2 separate regions of the Homo sapiens genome follow, and region 2 is linked to region 1. A link is an interaction called in ENCODE POLR2A ChIA-PET data of the cell type or tissue named here. Cell type or tissue: OCI-LY7. All regions are shown on one strand. Each heading gives the region's core, and the rest is flanking DNA. Links, peaks and the distances in the headings are about the cores only.

Region 1 (6,833 bases), core at 1,022-6,021:
CAGTAAAAATGGGAAATGAGTCCAGAGAGGTAATTTAAGGAAAGGCTGTAGTGGGGCTCAAGTGGTGTCTTGGATCAGTGGAGTCCTATGCAGAGGAATTAGGATGTTTGGGTATTTCTTTAAAAAGTATCAGGTTAAAGACAGTACACTATAGCTCCTGAAGTATGTTTCTCAAACACTAGCTCCTTGAGCTCATGCTCTGATTGCCATCTACTCACCATGACTCTCCAGCACACACTGAGTCAAATTCCATTGACTTTCCTTACTAAATCTTTCTCCAATTTTCCCACTTCTCCTCATCTCCATCTCTACCACTCTAGTCAAACCTACCTTCTTCTCTTAACTTGACAACTGTGACTGGGGTCTCCTACCTTACTTGCTTGTCCCCTACAATGCCTACTCTACTCTATAGCCAGAGTAGTCCTTTTAAATGAAAATCTGTTCGTGTCACTCCCCCGATTAAAGCCCATCAAAGGTTTTTCATCCGCATAATTCTACTTGAATGAGCATTCCCCCTGCCCATGTCTCCATATTCACCTTATGTCACATTCTCTGTGGTTGTTTGCCTTCCCATTGCAGGGGCCTTCTTTCAGTTCCTTGAATATGCTACACTCAGGGCTTTTGCATGTGTCATTTACTCCACTCCTCTTCCTAGTATAGTTCCCATTCATCGTTTAGATCACAGCTAAAATGTAACATCTCAAAAAGGCACTGCTATTCCCCCAGACTACCTTACATTGTCTAAATGCTAAACATTTAACATTTAGTGTTATGAAGAGTTGGGGCCATTAGATTAGAACATTTAGCAATTAATCTCTATTTTCCTATTAGATTGCAATTAATGTCCTAATAAGCTCAACTCTTCGTAACATTTATAATTGTACCAATTCATTGTATAACTTGACATTTCGTGTCTTTCTCCCAGCAGAACACAAACCTTATTAAATTAGGTGCTGTGTTTGCTTTTTCGCCATTGCATTTTTTAGGTTTTAGACCAATGCCTTATGCCTAGGAGATGCTCTGTTAAGAATAGAAAAAGCTGGCCAGGCGCGGTGGCTCACGCCTGTAATTCCAACACTTTGGGAGGCCGAGGCGGGCAGATCACGAGGTCAGGAAATCGAGATCATCCTTGCTAACACGGTGAAACCCCGTCTCTACTAAAAAAAAAAAAAAAAAAAAAAAAAAAAAAAAAATTAGCCGGGTGTGGTGGTGGGCACCTGTAGTCCCAGCTACTCCGGGGGCTGAGGCAGGAGAATGGCGTGAACCTGGGAGGCGGAGCTTGCAGTGAGCCGAGATCGCGCCACTGCACTCCAGCCTGGGCAACAGAGCGAGACTCCGTCTCCAAAAAAAAAGTTGTATTCTCAATCACCATTTTGGAGAGTCACATACTATTTACAGATAAACGAAGCAACTATTTAACTTCATTTGTCCCATTATTTTCCACACTTGCTCAACTATAGGTATAAGTCTTTCTACTACACAAGTTATTGGCATTTTGTTGGATACCTGTGCTCCAAGAAACACTGTGTGATAGATGTCGTGTGATTGAGTTGCCTGAACTGCTTCCCCAATCCTAAGAAGTACACCTTTGTAACCATGTTTTCATGGCCCTGTTCTTTCCTAACCACCTGAGAGTTGTGCATTTGTGAGGTATTGCTCCCTCAGAGGGTCGAGGACACCATTCTAAGAAGTCATTATGGGCATTGTGCGAGTAGAGAAAAGTAAGCTGGTCTGTAGAGGGAGAATAAAGCAGTCATGGGAAGAGAAGCATTAGGCAGGGCTCCCACACTCAAATGAGTCAGGCAGGATGACAGAAGTAAGATAACTGAATTCAAATTCAAATTCCAGATTCTTTCAACTAGGGGCTCTCAAAAGTGTGATGCTCCAGCATCACCTGGGAACTTGTTAGAAATGCACCTTCCCAAGATCCACCCCAAGACATGTTAGAAACTCTGGGATGGGGCTCAGCAATCAGCATTTTTACAAGCCCTTTTGGGTAATTCTGATGCACGCTTTAGACTGCCTATCGAACTGTAGACATCTGACGAACAAATCCAAACCACAGTCTGACAATGGGTCACCTCTGTTGAAAGTGAAACAGAACACAGCAGTACTGATTTTTAATGACTTTCCAGACCCTAGTTCTAGTTCCCCATGATTCCTGGTAACCCAAGTCCTGGAGCTGATCTGGCAGTTTCAAAACATTTCTTTTCCTTAAGCTGGTTTTGTGGGCTTTTGTTGCTTGAATCCAAACAAAAATAAAACTGTACCAGTAAAATGAAGCAAACAAAATTTGCCAAAAAGGAGCCCCAGTTCTGCCCCAGTTTTGCCAAAAAGGAGCTGTGAGGCCGTAGATAAGTTCCTTCTCTCTAAGCTACAATTCTATCCCTTACAAAATGATGCAGTTGAACTGGATATCTCAGGGGCCTTCACCCTCTACTATGCTGGCTTAGACACTGGCTCCTCTGGATAACCTCTTGGCGCTACAGATTCCTTATGAAGGTTCTCCTAAGTTACTTTAGTTCTACCCATTGACTCCAGGCAGTTAAAGTAACAAAAACAGAAAATAAAAAGCACCCAATTCTTTCTAAGCTCTTGGGAGCTGAAAAAAATAAAAATAGAAAGCACTCAAGTCTCCATGTCTCTCTTTCCCTGTCAGTAAAAAGTGCAGTTTTATTAGAGGGATGCTTTAAATAATAAGGCTTATCTGACACTCCAATTCTTTTTCATGTTAAAATTAAACCTTAGCATATTATAATTATACTCACTTCAATTAAGGCTGCTATCTATATTCCTAAAATGCATACAGTAATAGGATACAATTATGCTTGCCAAAAAATTCTATTTTTTGCAGTTTGTTTCTTCAGAATAATGTAACTCATCCAAATAATCAACATCAAATAAAATGGCAAAGTATTTTAAAGATTCTACACAAGGGAAAAACCCTAAAATCGTAAAATAAATTGTAAGAATATCCTCTATTGAGCCCATAAACCCTGCATTATTTAATTTCTTAGTTGACAAAGAATAAAAACTAGTATTGTTTTGGCCCTTAAATTCCCACCCAAATCGATTGTTCTGTGATGCTGAAACAAAATAGTTACCAAATGCTTTGATAGACAACTCATTACAATGAGAACTGAAGGCTCCCAAAATAAGACAAAGATTTTCCTGTATCTCCCAGATGCCAGGGAAAGTAAAGGAAATATTTCAGCTTTCCATCCCAAGAATGAACTCTATATATGCCCTTAAAAAAAAAAAATGCCATAAAAATGATCAAGCTCAAGGTACAGTTTTTTAAAAGCAGAAAATGTTCCCAAGGCAGGGTGAAGAAAAAAAAATTATTGAGAGAAAATGAAAAGAAACAAGGAGGAAGAAATCTTTCAACAGAGTAGAAACTGTTAGTCTCTCTCTCTCTGTCTCTCTGTGTCCCTGAAAGGTTTTGATCCAACCCTATTTGTTATCCTAGAAAAGCTCTCTGAAGAAAGGTCTCAGTGTAAGAACTGCTTGAAAGAAGCCAACCCCTTGGAAATAGGAATGGCTTGGCCATTTATTAATGTCAAATATGCTGCCTGCATGAATTAGTCAGCTTGTCTTTTGGAAGTCATACAGAAAAGTTCTTGTGCACCTGCCTGTTAGTGTCTAACACTTCTGGTTTTAATGACAGCAGTAACAACTATCAGAAAATAAAATTTTAAAAATTTAAAAGCTGAATATTACTATATTCTACTTTTGGAATAGCTGATTCATCAATTTTTAAAGGCTTCTTACTGAAATATAATTAGTGACTACAGCATAAAGCTTGCTCAGATTTAAAAAGACAAAACAGAGTCATTTTCCTAAACTGGCAGAATTCAAACAAATTAAAACTGACCTTAGAAACAAAGAGAAATGGAGCAGAAAAAGGCCAGATTTCTTACTGGCAGTACCACAGTGGCCAACATCCCAGAACTAAGAAAAGCTGCCAAGTGGAAGAGAAAAAATTAAAGGACTTTCCAAAAACAGCTAAGCCCAGTGCACACAGCATTTCCATCAGCCGGAGTTGAAGTGAGCTTCAGAAGCAACACACAGGTATAAGGTCCAGCTGTATTATTTATTTACAGCACAGTTCAAAGTCATTAAATCCGGTACAAAAGAAATGGCTCTCACTTCCTGGATTGGCACCAGACATCCTACCAGCTGCAATTACATCATTTTTTATCTATCTTCTGCTTTTACTTTGTGTAGGGTAGGGATGGGGACTTACAAATGGGCCAAAGACACTTCAACCTCAAAACCAAAGAGAAATCTCTGCTTGCAGAGATACAAAGAAAGTAACTCTCCCTCTTATGAAAAGCAACCAGGAACTCTACTCCAGTTATGAGGGCCACTGATGGTGTGGGAGAGCTATCAAGAAGATTCTTCCTAGACGTGGTGCAAAGACAGTGAGAACCCAGGAAATCACATTCATGGGACACTTGCTCTTACCGTCATCACCCTCTATTCTATCTCAACTTTGGCCCCATCAAATCTAATGATAAACAAAAGAAGGTAATTACATGTAGAAAATCAAAGTGAATGGGAATGTGGTGGTGTGAACATAAAAGAAGAAATTGAAAACAATCAAAAGTTTCTCAGTGCTGCTTTCCCGCACTGTCATAGAAATCTCTGATCCAATTCTTCATATGTCTAACTTCCAAGGAGCGGGCTAACAGCACAGACATAGGATCCAAGGCATTCTTGGTGCGGAGATCTAAGTGGTGGGCCCCCTCTGAGATGGTGACTGCAACCAGAGTGTCTGTGATATCCTTAGTTACTCCACCTCCTGACCAGGGGTCTAGTTCACCATTGCTGCAAGTGAAAAAAAGAAGAAAAAATAAAGTTGTTAGTTTTTCATGTTAACACTCAGATAAGCTAGAAGAAACCTATTACATGTTTAACACCTAAAATTATAAACTTGTAACCTGGGGGATTTGATCTGAGGATCTAATTTATCATATGGATAGATACTTCATACTGGAGTTTTGCAATATTCATGCAACCAGGTGCAAAAAAAGAACCAGAGATAATTGAAGGAGGCGTTCCCACAAATCAACCTAGACTGTACTGGGATATGAAATTTAGAAACCTGAATTTCAATCCTGATTTCATTATTCAAAAGTTATATAATGCAAGTTACCTGACTCAGTTTCCTCATCTGTAAAATGGAGATAACATGCCAGGCGCAGTGGCTCATGCCTGTAATCTTTGCTCTTTGGGAGGCCAAGATGGTGAATCGCTTAAGCCCAGGAGTTCAAAACAAGCCTGGGCAACATGGTGAAACTCCGTCTTCTCGAGGGAGGGAAGAAGGGGGAAAGGGAGGAAAGAAGAAAGGGAGGGAGGGAGGGAGGAAAGGAGAAGGCTGCATTTTTTATCTAATATAGTACAGTACTTTGGGAAACAGGATGGTAGATCTAAAAAATGTCACCAGGATCTGGAATCCGAAAATTTGGGCATTACACGAAAATCTTCATTTTACATTAGCTTTAAAGTTAAGGAAATGCTACTAGGTTTTTAGTCTCAGCTGGTTCACACAACACAATTCAGAATAATGTAAAGAGAATCAGTCACTGAAACTGAGTATCTACTTTCACTGAGTAAAAAATCCAATACAACCACAGACAGCATCCCTAATAATATTTCTGAACAGTTTTGTTGAGATATAATTCATCTACCACAGAATTTGTCCATCTAAAACACATAATTCGATGGTTTTTAGTATACTCAGAGTTGTGCAACCAGCACCACAATCCATTTTAGAACACTTTCGTCACCCCAAATAGAAACCCATACTCATTAGCAGTCACTCCCCATCTTCCTGCCTTGCTCTCAGCCTCAGGAAACCATGAATCTATTTTCTGAATCTATAGATTTGCCTATTCTGGACATTTCATACAAATGGAATTAAATAGTAGGCGGTCTTTTGTAACTGGTCTCTTTCACTCAGCGTAATGTTTTCAAGTTTCACCCATGTTGTGGCATGAATCAGTACATGTTCCTTTTTATTGCCAAATAATATTTCATTTATGGATACATCATGTTTTATTTATCTCTTCATCATTTGATGCACGTTTGTATTGTTTCCACTTTTTGGCTAATGAGTACTGCTCCTTTGAACATTCACATACAAGTTTTTGTGTGGATGCATGATTTCACTTCTCTTAGGCATATACTTAGGAATTTCTAGGATATATAGTAACAACCTATTAATTAGCTACCAGACTACTTTCCAAAGGGACTACACCATTTTATATTCCCAGTAGCAACATTTGAGGGTTCCACTTTCTCTACATCTTCAACACTTATTATTATCTGTCTATTTTAGACATCCTAAGCTAGTAAGTATTAAATGGTATTTCACTGTGGTTTTAATTTGCATTTCCCAAGAGACTGATGGTATTTAAACATCTTATGTGCTGATTGGCCATTTTTATATCTTCTTTGGGAAAATGCCTAGTCATATCTTTGTTCATTTTTTAACTAGGGTTATATATCTTTCTATTTTTGAGTGAGAGCTCACACTCTCTTAACTTGTGTGTTGTAGAGTAACAAAAGCATGAGCTTTGGGATCAGACACACTTTGGTTCCAATTTCAGGTCTGCCTCTCATCTGCCTAATCTCATGGAAACAGATTCCTTAGGCAAAAAACTGGCACTGAAATACCTGGATCTAAGTACTCAGCCCATTGCAAGCATTAGATCATTTTCCCCTTGCATGGCACTCTTGGCATATCTTTACCCACATACCACTGGAAATTACTTATAGAACATTTTTATGGGTGTCCTAATATTTGTTTAATGCAAACTCCGTTTTGC
Region 2 (6,833 bases), core at 673-5,672, 220 kb before region 1:
TAGTGAACTATCAATTCCTGGTAGTTTTTATTACTATTAAGATTTAAACTAATATCTGTCTGGCTCTAAAGTCAACCTAGGTTAGACTCTACCATACTGCTTCCCAAATTTTACTGAGGTTGGTATATATATATGCATATACTCAGAAATAAAAAATATTCAGTGGATTTGATGCCCCCTGGGTATTGGCACAGCTTCAGTTCTAGATTGAAGTCATATTTACTCAAGATTACATTGAAATTACACAGGAATGGCAAAATGATACATTGCAAAGGATCTACTCTAAAATACTCTTCACCCTCCATGCTAAGTGAAATGCAAATGATTTGTAGCTGATAATTTATTATTAATTTAACTTACCAATATTTTATAAATATGTATTGAATAATCCTAAGCCAACAGTTTGCTATAAATAAAAAGATGATTGATATTCAACAAGCCACACAATTGATTTTTGATCTCCTGCCTCAAACACAATGTTACAATTAGGCTTCTCCAAACATCAGATTTCACATAATCTGATTACGTGATAAATTGATTTGAATTGACGTTCAATTTCAGTTTTATGAAGTTCCACAATAAGGCACGCAGGATAGACACCTGATTGAATAGCCCACACTTCAGTCTACTGAGAGCCAGGCACGCCTGGAAGTGTCCTAAAAAAAGCCTCCATTGACACCACTTGAGAGGCAGTAAAGCATGATGGTGATGAACCTGGAGCTAGACTACTTGAGTTCAAATCTCAGTTTCATAACATTTATTAGCTGAGTGACCTTGGACAAGTTACATAACCTCTCATCTTTAAGATAGGGTAATAATACCTTCTGCACAGGTTTATGAGGCTTGAAGAGCTAAAATTTCTTTTTTTTTAATTATTATTATTATTATTATTATTATTATTATTATTATTTTGAGACAGAGTTTCGCTCTTGCCCAGGCTGGAGTGCAATGGCGTGCTCTCGGCTCACCACAACCTCTGCCTCTCAGGTTCAAGCCTCCTGCCTCAGCCTCCTGAGTAGCTGGGATTACAGGCATGCACCACCATGCCCAGCTAACTTTTTTGTATTTTTAGTAGAGACGGAGTTTCTCTGTGTTGGTCAGGCTGGTCTCGAACTCCTGACCTCAGGTGATCTGCCTGCCTCGGCCTCCCAAAGTTCTGGGATTACAGGCGTGAGCCACTGTGCCCAGTCTTGAAGAGCTAAAATTTCTAAAGCACTCAGAAAAGAGGCTTGTAGAAAACACTATGCAAATACTACATAATACAGCTATCATTTGCCATCAAAGGACTTTGGGAGAGTGGAATTTGTACTGTTGCACATACACACATGTATTATTATTTAAGAATGTTATTAAGTTAGAATGTGTGTTAGAATGTTTATTTTAATTGCTATGAACCTTGATGCACAGAAATATTAATTTTTACAGCTGCTGGGAGTGGCAATTGCTGGCAAGCAGATTAGAGCAGTGGAGAAAGTACAAGCAAACATGGGTTTGAATTTCCATTCTACTGAAAAATTTTATGTGGCCTCATGCAAATTATTTAACCTCCCTAAGTCTCATTTTTCCCATATTTAAAACATGAATGATAATACCTAAGGTTTCAAGTAATGAGTATTAGAGAAAATGTACTCAAACCAATTAACCTAACACAAAGTGTGCATTCAATAAATGTTGATTTTCTTCATAATGAATTCATTGATTAAACATCTGTTCAGTGTTTTTGATATGCCAGATGCTGGAAATAGAAAAATAAACAAAACTGTACTCTGCCCTAAGAAGGTTACAGTGTATTGAGAAAGAAAGCTGGTCTAGTATGCACTATGATAGAGGTACGAGCATGATGTTATGGAATCACAGTTCAAAAGCACCAAAACTAGCCATGGATTCACTTACTTCACTCATTGTATCCTCACATTACCCATTATATAGATGAGTAACCAAGACTTAAAGGTGAACTAGCTTGTTCAAGGTGACAAAGCTTTGAAATAAAAAAGCACGACTTGAAATCCTGGTCTTCTAACTTCAGGTTCAAGTCTTTTTCCACCGTGCAAAACTACCTGCAACTTTGCTACATCCCTTGCTTTGGGTAGAAAAATCAATGTTACATCTCATGGTTAGAATAGGATAAATGGGTAGGAAATAGTGAAGAAGTAAAAGAACTTGCTAAAATCACTGCAAAAGCCTCACAGCTGGTAGCAATCATGTTACACATCTCTACCCACACTAGACTGTGAATTTCTTGGGGAACAAAAAAAATGCCTAGCTTATATTGTATCCTTAATGTGTATTACAGAGGCTGGCACAATAATTTATCTACTTACACCCTGTCATATTTCTGGATAGGATTTCATACTTACAAGGTACCAGAATGTGACAAAGTAAAATAACTTAAAAGTAGAGTGAAAAAGGAAAAAGAAACAAAGCTGGGGATAGCATTTCAAAAAAACCTGACCACAACATGCTGGTGAGCCACACATTTTGCTCTAGGCTATCCAAAATTAAATAAGGAAATCTTATATAACTCAAGATTTCCAGGAAATTTACAGCTATTTTAGTACTAAGCTCAGATAAAACTTTCTTTGGCAAACGGAAGGGTGGAAATTGTCTTTAAAAAATACTCTTTGTGTTATAGAGATTTACATGGTAAACATCTTACAACAGACACACAAATTGTAAGGTGTTTGTTTACAGAGTTCACCAACCTAGGCTGATGGCAAAACTCTCAAGTATACTTCAATAAAAGCAATTCTTCAGGGAATTAATATTGTGCCACCTAGTTACATAGTTCTCTGTTAAACCGGTTTGATATAGAGATAGATTTTATGATATCTAGATGTAATACAGTTTTTCAGGACTGAATTTGTTATGCATGTCCCACAGTAGGTCTTCAAAAAATATTGGATGGCTGGATGGGTGGATGGATGAATGACAAATACCAAACTTAGGTTAATGTGAAATTGTAATTCAGAAGTGTCTCTGCTTGAGACCATTTTTCCTGAACTTGAACTGCCAGAAATTTCTGCTTAAGAAGAGCTCTCTCTACTCCCAAATTTCTGGACTTTTCAGTATCCCCATGGCCTTCACAAAACAGACTCTGCCATTCTCTTGGGGCTGTCTTGCCTGCAACTTTTTCTCTTATTTCTGTGTGTGTGTTTGTGTGTGTGTGTGTGTGTGTGTGTGTGTGTGTTGTATATTATGTTATTTATATATTTTAGATTGCCTGATATTTCTTATGTTTGAATTCCTTTTCAGATCATTTTAGCTTCTTGTCTTAGTCTGCTCAGGCTGCTACAACAAAACATCATAGACCAGCCAGCTTATAAATATAAATTTATTTCCCCTAGTCCTGGAATCTGGAGTCCAAGGTCAAGGCACTCTTACGTTTGGCGTCTAGTGGGGGCCCGCTTCCTCAAAGACAGCTGTCTTCTCCCTGTGACCTCACATGGGAAGGGGCGAGGGATCTCTCTCTCTGGGTTATCTTGTATAAGGGCACCAATAGCCTAACCCTCCAAAGGTTCCATCTCCTAATACCGCCACCTTGGAGTTAGGATTTCAACATATGGATTTAGGGAGGACAGAAATCTCAGTCCATTGCATTTTTCTAATGATGTTACTTCTCTATGGAAGGCTTTTCTGACCTCAGACACCTTGGCAAGATATTCCAGCTCATGCTTCATTTGAATCATGTACTCATCTTTAAAGCTCACTCATTTAGCATTCAGTTTTTTAAGTGTTGTTTATTGGTCTCCCCAGGCAAGGTTATCTTTGCTCACTACTGTATTCAGGCACATAGCAAGTGCCTGGAACATAAATGATAATAAATGACAAATGAATGCCCCTTATCTTTTCTTGCCTTATTCTAACTTAATTACTTTAGACATCACTTTATCTTACTATTTTAAACTTTTTATTCCAACTTTAACTTTGTGTTTATTTTTCAAGTCATTTTATAATTTAAATGTTTATTTTAGCATTCCTAATCCTCATTTAGGCTCTTCAAATTCATCAAACTTGTTTCTACACTAAGGCCTTTGTTCCAGCTGTTTCCACTGCCTGGAAACCCTTCCTTTGATTTTATGTGACTGATTGCGTCTTGTCATTTAGATCTTTGCTTAACCTCTTATTTATAGTAGCATGTTTATTAGTTGGTTAGAATGTTTGTTGTTTTTGCAACTCTTACTATGTTTCCCCATTATGCATTTAATTTCTTTATTGTTTAATGTCTGCTCTTCATACTGGACTATGAGTCCCCTACAGACAGGAAACATCTTTTTGTTCACTAATCACTGCCCAGAAGAGAGCTGGGTATGAAGTTAACATTCAATAAATATTGTTAAAAAGTTGAATTTGTAACCTCCTTGACTGCTTTGTTTTCTACCCCCTGCAGTTTTATCTTTTACATATTTGTTCTTATGTTTTGTTTACTTTCGACAAAAACCTTAAAACTTTTTTAACCTTTGAATTATAGTGAGTTTTTATGTCTTACTGCTTTCATTTTGCTACCATATCAGCCATTCGTTTTTTTCATTGATTCATTTCATTAAATACACATGGTCAATTTTCTTGCCCTTTCATTTTTTTCTCAGGGAATCTTCCTGTAGCTCCTGCTTAATATAAATGGGATCATAATGACCTTCCTTCTGCCTGAGCTACAGTTAATCAAACAAGTGTGGTGGCTGGCTCAAAACTAGCCAATCCATAAACTAGCCAGCAAACTATAATACTTTCCCCATCTTGAGAATCTCAACAGAATCTATAGCTGGTCAAATGGCAGAAGACCATGTAGACTCAGCATTGACAGCCATTTTCTGCCTTGCACATGCTGGTTCCTAAGAAATGTGAGCTCCTCTTAAGAAACAAGCACAGAGACCAGGCATGGTGGCTCATGCCTGTAATTCCAACATTTTGGGAAGCCTAGGCAGGCAGATAATTTGAAGTCAGGAGTTCGAGACCAGCTCTGCCAACATGGTGAAACCCCGTCTCTATTAAAAAATACAAAAATTAGCCGGGTATGGCGGTAGGCACGTGTAATCCCAGCTACTCACGACGCTAAGGCAGGAGAATCGCTTTAACCCAGGAGGTGGAGGTTGCAATGAGATGAGATTGCACCATTGCACTCCAGCCAGGATGACAGAGTGAAACTCTGTCTTGAAAAGAAAAGAAGAGAAGAGAAAAGAAAGAAAAGAAAAGAAAAGAGAAAAGAAAAGAAAAGAAAAGAAAAGAGAAAAGAAAAAAAAGACAGAAAAAAAGAAAAAAAAGAAAAACAGGAGCAGAACAGACATACAAAAAGAAGTTGAGATTAGAAAGCAGGGAGTTCCCCATCTGCCTTTCCACAGTTGACTTCTGTGAGGTTTCCCTGAATCCTTCCAATAATTTCTCTTTTTCTTGATCTACTTTGAGTAGATTTGGGTTTCATGCACCCCAAACTGAGACAGTCACCTTGTTAGAGAACAGAGGGGGCTGTGAAGGAAGCTCTGGCCCAAACGAGTGAGGAAGGGCTCATCCATATCTTTGACTGCCCCAAAACACTTCCTTCCACCTACCACATCTCTCCCCCAGCGGATTCCCTCAATTTCCCTCAGCATTGCTATTCGAAACATCACCCCAAGTTATTCAGGAAACTCTGAGATTATAGCCCCTGTTGATGTGTAAACATCTTAAGGAGAATATGAAATAGAAGCTTGAACTAACATGTACATTAAAGTTTTTATTAATAATTAATTGAAGGTTAGGAGAAAGTGAGAAGCTATATTCCCACTTTATTCAGTTTATTGGAAAGCAAAAGTTTGTTGAGAAAATATGTTAGGCGGAATCTTTATCCCTCTAACAAGAAGAGCTGAAAGACACAGCAAGTCAGTCTCCCAGGCACCAAAGAAGTAATGAATTTCAAAAGTCCATGAATGTTTGTCTGTTCAAAGACATACCTTCTGAAGATTTTTAATTTTTTGGATTTCTTCCCTCAGCACCAAGATTTTCTATTATAGTAAAAGTTTTTTTTCAGTCATACTTATTTAAAATCCATTTCTCCCTGTCACAATATTTTCTATGGGCTTCCTCATTTAAAAACAGAAGGAGGAAGAAGAATAAGAGGAGAAGGAGGAGGGGGAAGAGAGGGAGAAAAGGGAGGAGGAGAAGAAGAAGAAGACAATGACCAAGGGAAGGTTTCAGGAGAGTTACCACATCCTTCCCTGGTATATAACACAATTCTTCCAAATGTAAACTCCAGAACAGCAGAGAACTTGTCTGATTGCATCACCAGCACCTGGAAGAGCATATACATAGCACATCATAGGCTCTCAATACATTTTCACAGTTATCGAATTCAGATTACTATTAACAATGCCAATAAAACAGTTTTCTGATCACCAAAGCATAAAAGTAACGAGGAAGCTTTTCAAGGTTTGCAACCAGATAGATCACATAGCTGTTTTCTCAGCTGTTGTAAACAGTAGCAATAAACATGGCTACACAGTTTGTGAACCACAACAACCTTTTCATTTATGTTTATATGAAAGTATCTTGAATTATGCATTGAATTTTTGCCATTGTTTTGGAATTTTTAGTTGTGCTTCTTAGCATTTGAATTTACTATAAAATTTAAATTTTGTGTATTTTCTAAGAAATTTGTGTTCTGAAATATGAAAGAAATGAAATAGTAGAGTCCATTAGGACACACCATCTTAAAGTAGAAAGAAAAAAATGTACAAGCTGATTCTGTGTGATAAAATCATAAGCCCAAAGAATTACAAAATCAGAAGACTGGAGGTCAAGACATCTACTTTAGTCTTCTAGCTTCTAGAGTAAGAGAAAGGATCTACAGATTTGATGATATA

Evidence for each region. Peaks named below come from ENCODE experiments on the same cell type or tissue, not always from the same donor. Only the 100,000 strongest peaks of a DNase experiment are listed, where the experiment ranks them.
Region 2: POLR2A ChIA-PET joins it to region 1 with 5 read pairs; 3 of 35 experiments call an interaction of 5 or more read pairs at or near these places.

The regions. Positions count from the first base shown.
Region 1 is chr11:82,820,293-82,827,125 of GRCh38, forward strand. It overlaps PRCP (prolylcarboxypeptidase), which reads right to left. Exons shown (of 9, transcript NM_005040.4): 9 at 2,644-4,830. The coding sequence ends at 4,614. Among named protein-coding and RNA genes, the nearest start is that of LINC02734, 42 kb to the left of the region's middle. In OCI-LY7, for the core only: no CTCF peak of the experiment used is centred there; a DNase peak (open chromatin) is centred at 4,129.
Region 2 is chr11:82,597,840-82,604,672 of GRCh38, forward strand. No RefSeq gene overlaps it. Among named protein-coding and RNA genes, the nearest start is that of FAM181B, 130 kb to the right of the region's middle. In OCI-LY7, for the core only: no CTCF peak of the experiment used is centred there; no DNase peak of the experiment used is centred there.